Regions from separate parts of the Homo sapiens genome. Here region 1 is linked to region 2. A link is an interaction called in ENCODE POLR2A ChIA-PET data of the cell type or tissue named here. Cell type or tissue: PC-9. All regions are shown on one strand. Links, peaks and the distances in the headings refer to the core of each region. The heading gives the core; the rest is flanking DNA.

Evidence for each region. ChIA-PET counts read pairs that join two places held together with the same protein. Peaks named below come from ENCODE experiments on the same cell type or tissue, not always from the same donor. Only the 100,000 strongest peaks of a DNase experiment are listed, where the experiment ranks them.
Region 1: POLR2A ChIA-PET joins it to region 2 with 5 read pairs; 12 of 35 experiments call an interaction of 5 or more read pairs at or near these places.

Annotation. Positions count from the first base shown.
Region 1 is chr19:35,253,373-35,256,279 of GRCh38, reverse strand. All of the region lies in intron 2 of LSR (lipolysis stimulated lipoprotein receptor), which reads right to left. Among named protein-coding and RNA genes, the nearest start is that of LSR, 5.8 kb to the right of the region's middle. In PC-9, for the core only: no CTCF peak of the experiment used is centred there; no DNase peak of the experiment used is centred there.
Region 2 is chr19:35,166,969-35,169,860 of GRCh38, reverse strand. FXYD5 (FXYD domain containing ion transport regulator 5) reads right to left here. Exons shown (of 9, transcript NM_014164.6): 9 at 1-295. The coding sequence ends at 246. Among named protein-coding and RNA genes, the nearest start is that of FXYD5, 14 kb to the right of the region's middle. In PC-9, for the core only: no CTCF peak of the experiment used is centred there; DNase peaks (open chromatin) are centred at 330, 750 and 1,450; H3K4me3 peaks cover 918 bases; H3K27ac peaks cover 2,500 bases.

The sequences.
Region 1 (2,907 bases), core at 280-2,779, 86 kb before region 2:
CCTATGAAAACAAACTCTTTGAGCTCTTAATTTTTTTTTTTTTTTTGAGATGGAGTCTCGCTCTGTTGCCCAGGCTGGAGTGCAGTGGCACGATCTTGGCTCACTGCAGCCTCTGCCTCCTGGGTTCAAGCGATTCTCCTGCCTCAGCCTCTTGAGTAGCTGGGATTATAGGCGCCTGCCAACATAACTGGCTAATTTTTGTATTTTTAGTAGAGACAGGTTTTTCACTGTGTTGGCCAGGCAGGTCTGGAACTCCTGACCTCAAGTGATCTGCCCGCCTGGGCCTCCCAAAGTGCTGGGATTCCAGGCATGAGCCACCTCGCTAGGCCTGAGCTCTTAATTAACCTCAAAATCAAGAATATAAAAGAGGCCTAAGCCCGGAACCTTTGAGTTATAAATCCTTGCCCTTGCCCTTCTAGAGTTCAGATTCTAACTAGGAAAGAAAGACAAATATAAAATGTTAACTATGTCACATATCAGACAAAGATAAGCTGTATGGAGAAAACGAATCAGGGACAGCAGAGAGTGCCAGGCGTGGAGTGGGGGCTGTGCCATTTTAAACAAGGAGGCCAGGGAAGGCTTCCGGATATGGTGACCTTCAGAGCAGATGTGAAGGGGTTGAGGACACGACTTACCCTAATGATCAGGCATCTAAGCCACTGTTTTTTTGTTGTTGGTGTTGTTTTTTAATTTTGAGATGGGATCTTGCTTTGTTGTCCAGGTTGATCTTGAACTCCAGGGCTCAAGTGATCCACCTGCCTCAGCCTCCCAAAGTGCTGGGATTACAGGCATGAGCCACCGCCCCTAGCCCCCACCGTTTATTGAGCTCTTACTATGTGCTGGGCCCCTCTACACACATTCTTTCATTGAATCCTCATAGAATTCCAAACTAGGTTCTCCTAAATCCCCAGGTTTGCCACAATGCCCTCTTCGTCCATCATTTTTCCACCTGTATCTTTTTTGAGAGGGCCTAGCTTGGTCGCCCAGGCTGGAGTGCAGTGGTGCGATCATGGGTCACTGCAGCTTCGAACTCCTAGGCTCAAGCAATCTTCCCATCTCCAGAGTAGCAGGGTGTGCCATCATGCCCCGCTAAATTTATTTTTTTGTAGTCTCTGGGTCTCACTGTGTTGCCCAGGCTGGTCTCCCAGCTCCTGTCCTCAAGCAATCCTCCTGCCTCGGCCTCCTGAAGTGCTGGGATTACAGGCATGAGCCACCAGTGTCTTCAGATCAGACCCTGACCGTGCCTCTTCAACACTGGAGCTCAAGAGCTGGTCCCTGCTATAAACAAAAGAGGTGGACAGGAACCGCCTGCCATGGCAAACAGATCATATAGGCCAGGGGTTGAAATCTGGCATCTTGTAGGCCGAGGCTGGACCTCACTGTGTTTTGTTTGACCTGTCTGACATTTTCAAAACTCACAAAAAATATAGTTTTCCGGCTTCTTTTGATCCATCCTAAGGTCTGGGCACACCTTCTTCCTGCAGGGCGTACCCTGTTCCTGGTCTTGGGCTGGCCGTGATCTCATCCGGGCTGAGCACTGCTTTCATTGTTTTAGGTCGGGGAGAAGATGCCAGGTCTCCAGTGGGAACAGCAGCCAGGCCTCCTCCACATCTCCAACCTCTGGTTCCTTCTTTATACACCGCAAAGGTGACCTTCATGATTTCAGAGGTCCCATGGGCTCTCTGCTGCAGTGCAGCTGGAGGTGGGGGCACTTGGACCCCAAGGAGCCCGAGGAGGTGGAACAGGGCCTCCTGTCCAGGTGCTGGTCCATCACCCAAAGCATGGAAGGACAAAGCAGGGAATGAGCCACCGGACCGGAGGGATGCCTGGAGTGGACAGCCTTCTACCTTATCCAGGACTATTTTCACTTTTGAAACCAGGATAGGCCGGGCATGGTGGCTCACATCTGTAATCCCAGAACTTTGGGAGGCCAAGGCAGGCAGATCACCTGAGGTCAGGAGTTTGAGACCAGCCTGGCCAACATGGCGAAATCCCATCTCTACCAAAAAGATACAAAAATTAGCCAGGTGTGGTGGTGTGCACCTGTAATCCCAGCTACTCAGGAGGCTGAGGCGGGAGAATCACTTGAACTTGCGAGGCAGAGGTTGCAGTGAGCTGAGATTGCACCACTGCACTCCAGCCTGGGCAACAGAAAAAAAACAACAACAACAGAAAAACCCCAGCACAGTGGGTGACCCTAGGAACACCACGGGGAGTCCACTTTTCCCCATCCTCAAAGCTGAAACAGAGGAAGCTCCTATGGCTATGGGATTTCCTGAAAGGACACACACAATGGATGTTTACACTCAGGGCCTTGATCAAACACAGGCCCAGGTGGGGGTGGTTTGAAAGACCCAGGCCTGTGAGGCCCCTGGAGCATGCAGGGCCCCTTCCCCGAGACAGAGCCTGGGGGGTCATCCTGGACTTTTGCGTCCAGCAGAGGAAGCACCCTCAGTATTTGGCTTGTCCTGGCAGAAGCTTAGCAGTCACGCCTGGTCCAGGCAGGCACAATCCCTGGGTTAGAGAGGAGGGGGCCTAAGCAGCCCTGTGACCTCAATAACAGTAGGATGCTCATGGCTGAGCTGCCCACAGAAATTCAGGGCAAGCAAGCCTGGTGCCTCCTCTGAAACAGGACTGACATAGGCTCAGCCCCTGGAACCCTGCTTCCCATCGATCCTCTAGCAGAATGTGCTCCAGTTCCTGGCTTCTTGGGGTCTGCAAAGGGATGCTCCCTTCCCCGCTCTGCCCCATGCCCAACTTTAAATTCTTGTTTAAGACAGTGAACACACACTAAGACATGAGGTACGTGAGCCTTCATCCCTGGCACCCTGCCCCTCCCCTTCCTCTCTGCCTTCTAGGTTCTGTAAGGCCCAGGCCCAGGCCCTCCTCAAATCATATTCACAGCCC
Region 2 (2,892 bases), core at 1-2,500:
TTTTTGTCTTAGCAGAGGAGATAACTTGAGGGACAGCCCCCAAGGCGCCAGGTAGCCTTCAGGGGCGGGCAGGGTTGGGGGAGGTAGGAGACTCGGACCGGCAGCCCTGGCTCCAGCTTCATCATCTGTGTCTTCCCTCTCTGGCCAGGCTCTTCGAGGGGATGCAGGAGGCTGGGCACGGTGAGCTGGCAGGGGGCTTGGTCTTCGGGTGCCCAGCAGGTTGTCAGCTCCTGTTTCTGATGGACTCACCTGCAACGATTCCGGCATAACCGGGACAGCTGCCTGCACTTGCCACCTGTGGGTGAAGGAAATGATTCAGTCACGAGCTAGAGTGATATTGATTCTTATCGTGTGTTGTGGGGCTGGGGAACCAGATTGATCAACCCTGCCCCTCGGGAAACTCAAAGGCAACTCCATAAACAAATGATGGAGAAACACACCGAGAACAGCCAGTGCTGGGGCCCTGCGAGAGGCCCTTCCCACACAGGCTCACAGATGAGCCGTTTGGAAACTCCCATTATTTTGTATCTCACTTATTCATTCATTCAGGCACTAAGAACACAGTTGAGGACAAAGAAAAAAATCCCTGCCCTGGCAGAGTTGTCTTTCTATGGGGAAAGACCAACAAGGAGAAAAATTACAAAATCAAATGTATGAAGGTGCTAAGTGGGAGGGTGTTAAGTCCTACAAAGGGAAATAAGGCCAGGAAGGAGGCATGGAGGCCCAGGAGCTGGGCTCATCCTCACAGGGATGGCTACTGGGGCTTCAATGAGGAGGTTACTTTTTTTTTTTTTTTTTGAGACAGAGTCTTGCTGTGTCACCCAGGCTGGAATGCAGTGGCACAATCTCAGCTCACTGCAACCCCCACCTCCTGGATTCAAGCGATTCTCCCGCCTCAGCCTCCCGAGTAGCTGGGATGACAGGCATGTGCCACCAAGCCCAGCTAATTTTTGTATTTTTAGTAAAGACAGGGTTTCACCATGTTGGCCAAGCTGGTCTTGAACTCCTGGCCTCAAGGGATCCACCTGCCTCAGCCTCCCAAAGTCCTGGGATTACATACGTGAACCACTGTGGCCTGCCAAGGAGGTGACATTTGAACAAAGGTCTGAAGGACGTAAGGGAGACACCTGGAGGAAGGGTGTTACAGGCAGAGGGAACAGCAGCGCAAAGGCCTTGAGGTACGAGGACACAGATGGGTTCCAGAGACTCATCTGTGGCTGCTCCAGAGTGAGGGAGGGGGAACTTAGAAGCCAAGGGTACTTTAGAAAACACCTGCCACCCTTGCCTCCTCCAGCCCCTCAGCTCTCTGGCCTCGTCTTCTCCTCTCCCCCAACCTACCCTGTCCTGGCTACTTTGCCTCCTCTGCTGCTATAGCAATGGGCGCAGCTCATTCCTGCCTCCAGGGCTTGGCACTTGCTGCTCTCTCTACCTGGTGATTCATCTCATCATCAGGGATCAGTTCCAATTTCACCACTCCAGGGAGGGCTTCTCTCCCCACCCCTCTCTTCCCTGTCACTCTGCTTTATTTGGCAAATATCTTTCTCTGTATCCACTCATTCATGCATTTATTTGCTTATCATCTTCGACCAGATGTGAGCTCCTGAGGACAGGGACCAGGGCTGCTTGTCACCACCATGCCCCCAGCATCACCCAGCACAGGTTTGGCACAGACTAGGAGCCCACAAATATTTGCTGTTGGAAAAATACATGGCCCCAGAGCTAACGTTCAGGCTCTGCTCTCACACAAACCTGGGTCCAATCCTTCACTGATTCTTTTTTTTTTTTAAGTAAAAAAAATTATTTGTGTAGAGATAGGGTCTTGCTATTTTGCCCATGCTGGTCTTGAACCCCTGGGCTCAAGCCATCCTCCCACCTTGGCCTCCCAAAGTACTGGGATTACAGGAGTGAGCCACCGTGTCCCGCCAGCAAATGAATTTACTGACTCTTCTGTGCTGTGTGACCTTAGGCAAACTCCTTAACTCTCTGAGCCTTAACTTCTCCACTGGGGTGAGAATAGGACCTGGTGCAAAGTCAGGATCAACACATACATGTTGTATGACCGAGGCAACAGTGCTTGACTCTCAGATTCAGTGGGGATCACGCACACATCAGGAATCATGTCTTATGATTGTTAGAATTCTGCCTCTCCCCTTAAGGCAAAAAAAGATGTGGCTATGCTCATTTTCTTGATGAGGAAGTTGGACAAGAGAGGTAATGAAACTTGGCATTGGTTATACAGATTAACTGATAGCTCGTGTTTTATTTCACCCACAACATTTTAAAAACCTTTTTAAAAAATTAGTTTCTCTGCTTGTTATTCTGCCTTTCCCCACAACTTCCTCTCCCTGCATGGGGCCCTGGGCCCCTTGCCCTCTGGTTAAGCATTGGCAGGAGACAGGGGGGTGGGAGGAGAGGGAGGTTTAGGTATCTGATCCCCACCACCCCTGCTCCCTCCTGGTTTGGTCACAAGTGAGGCAGTGGCTGGAACCCTCTTTCTGAGGCCACAGCTCCTGCCAGCAGCCCCACCTCCAGTTCCATCTCTCACCAGGCCTCCTGCAAAGCCAGTGCCTCCTCTTGTCCCTCAGGCTGGGGGATAACAGGTCCCCATCCTTGCTAGTCCTAGGGCACTGCACCATCTCATTGCCCTGCCTGTACCTCCAGAGATATCACTCTATTAAACTTTCTCCAGTTAATCGTTTGCAGGTCCTTCTGCCACCTGCCATGACCCTGATCAACACAGCTGTCAACATTTGAGTACCAAAAGATTTTACAGAAACATTAAGCTCTTAAAAGAGTAGTTACTCTGGCTGCTTCAAGCCTCTATTCTTGCTGGATTGAGTGGGTGGGGTTGTTCCATGAGGCATTTAATCCTCAGTTATCTCCTCCTGACAC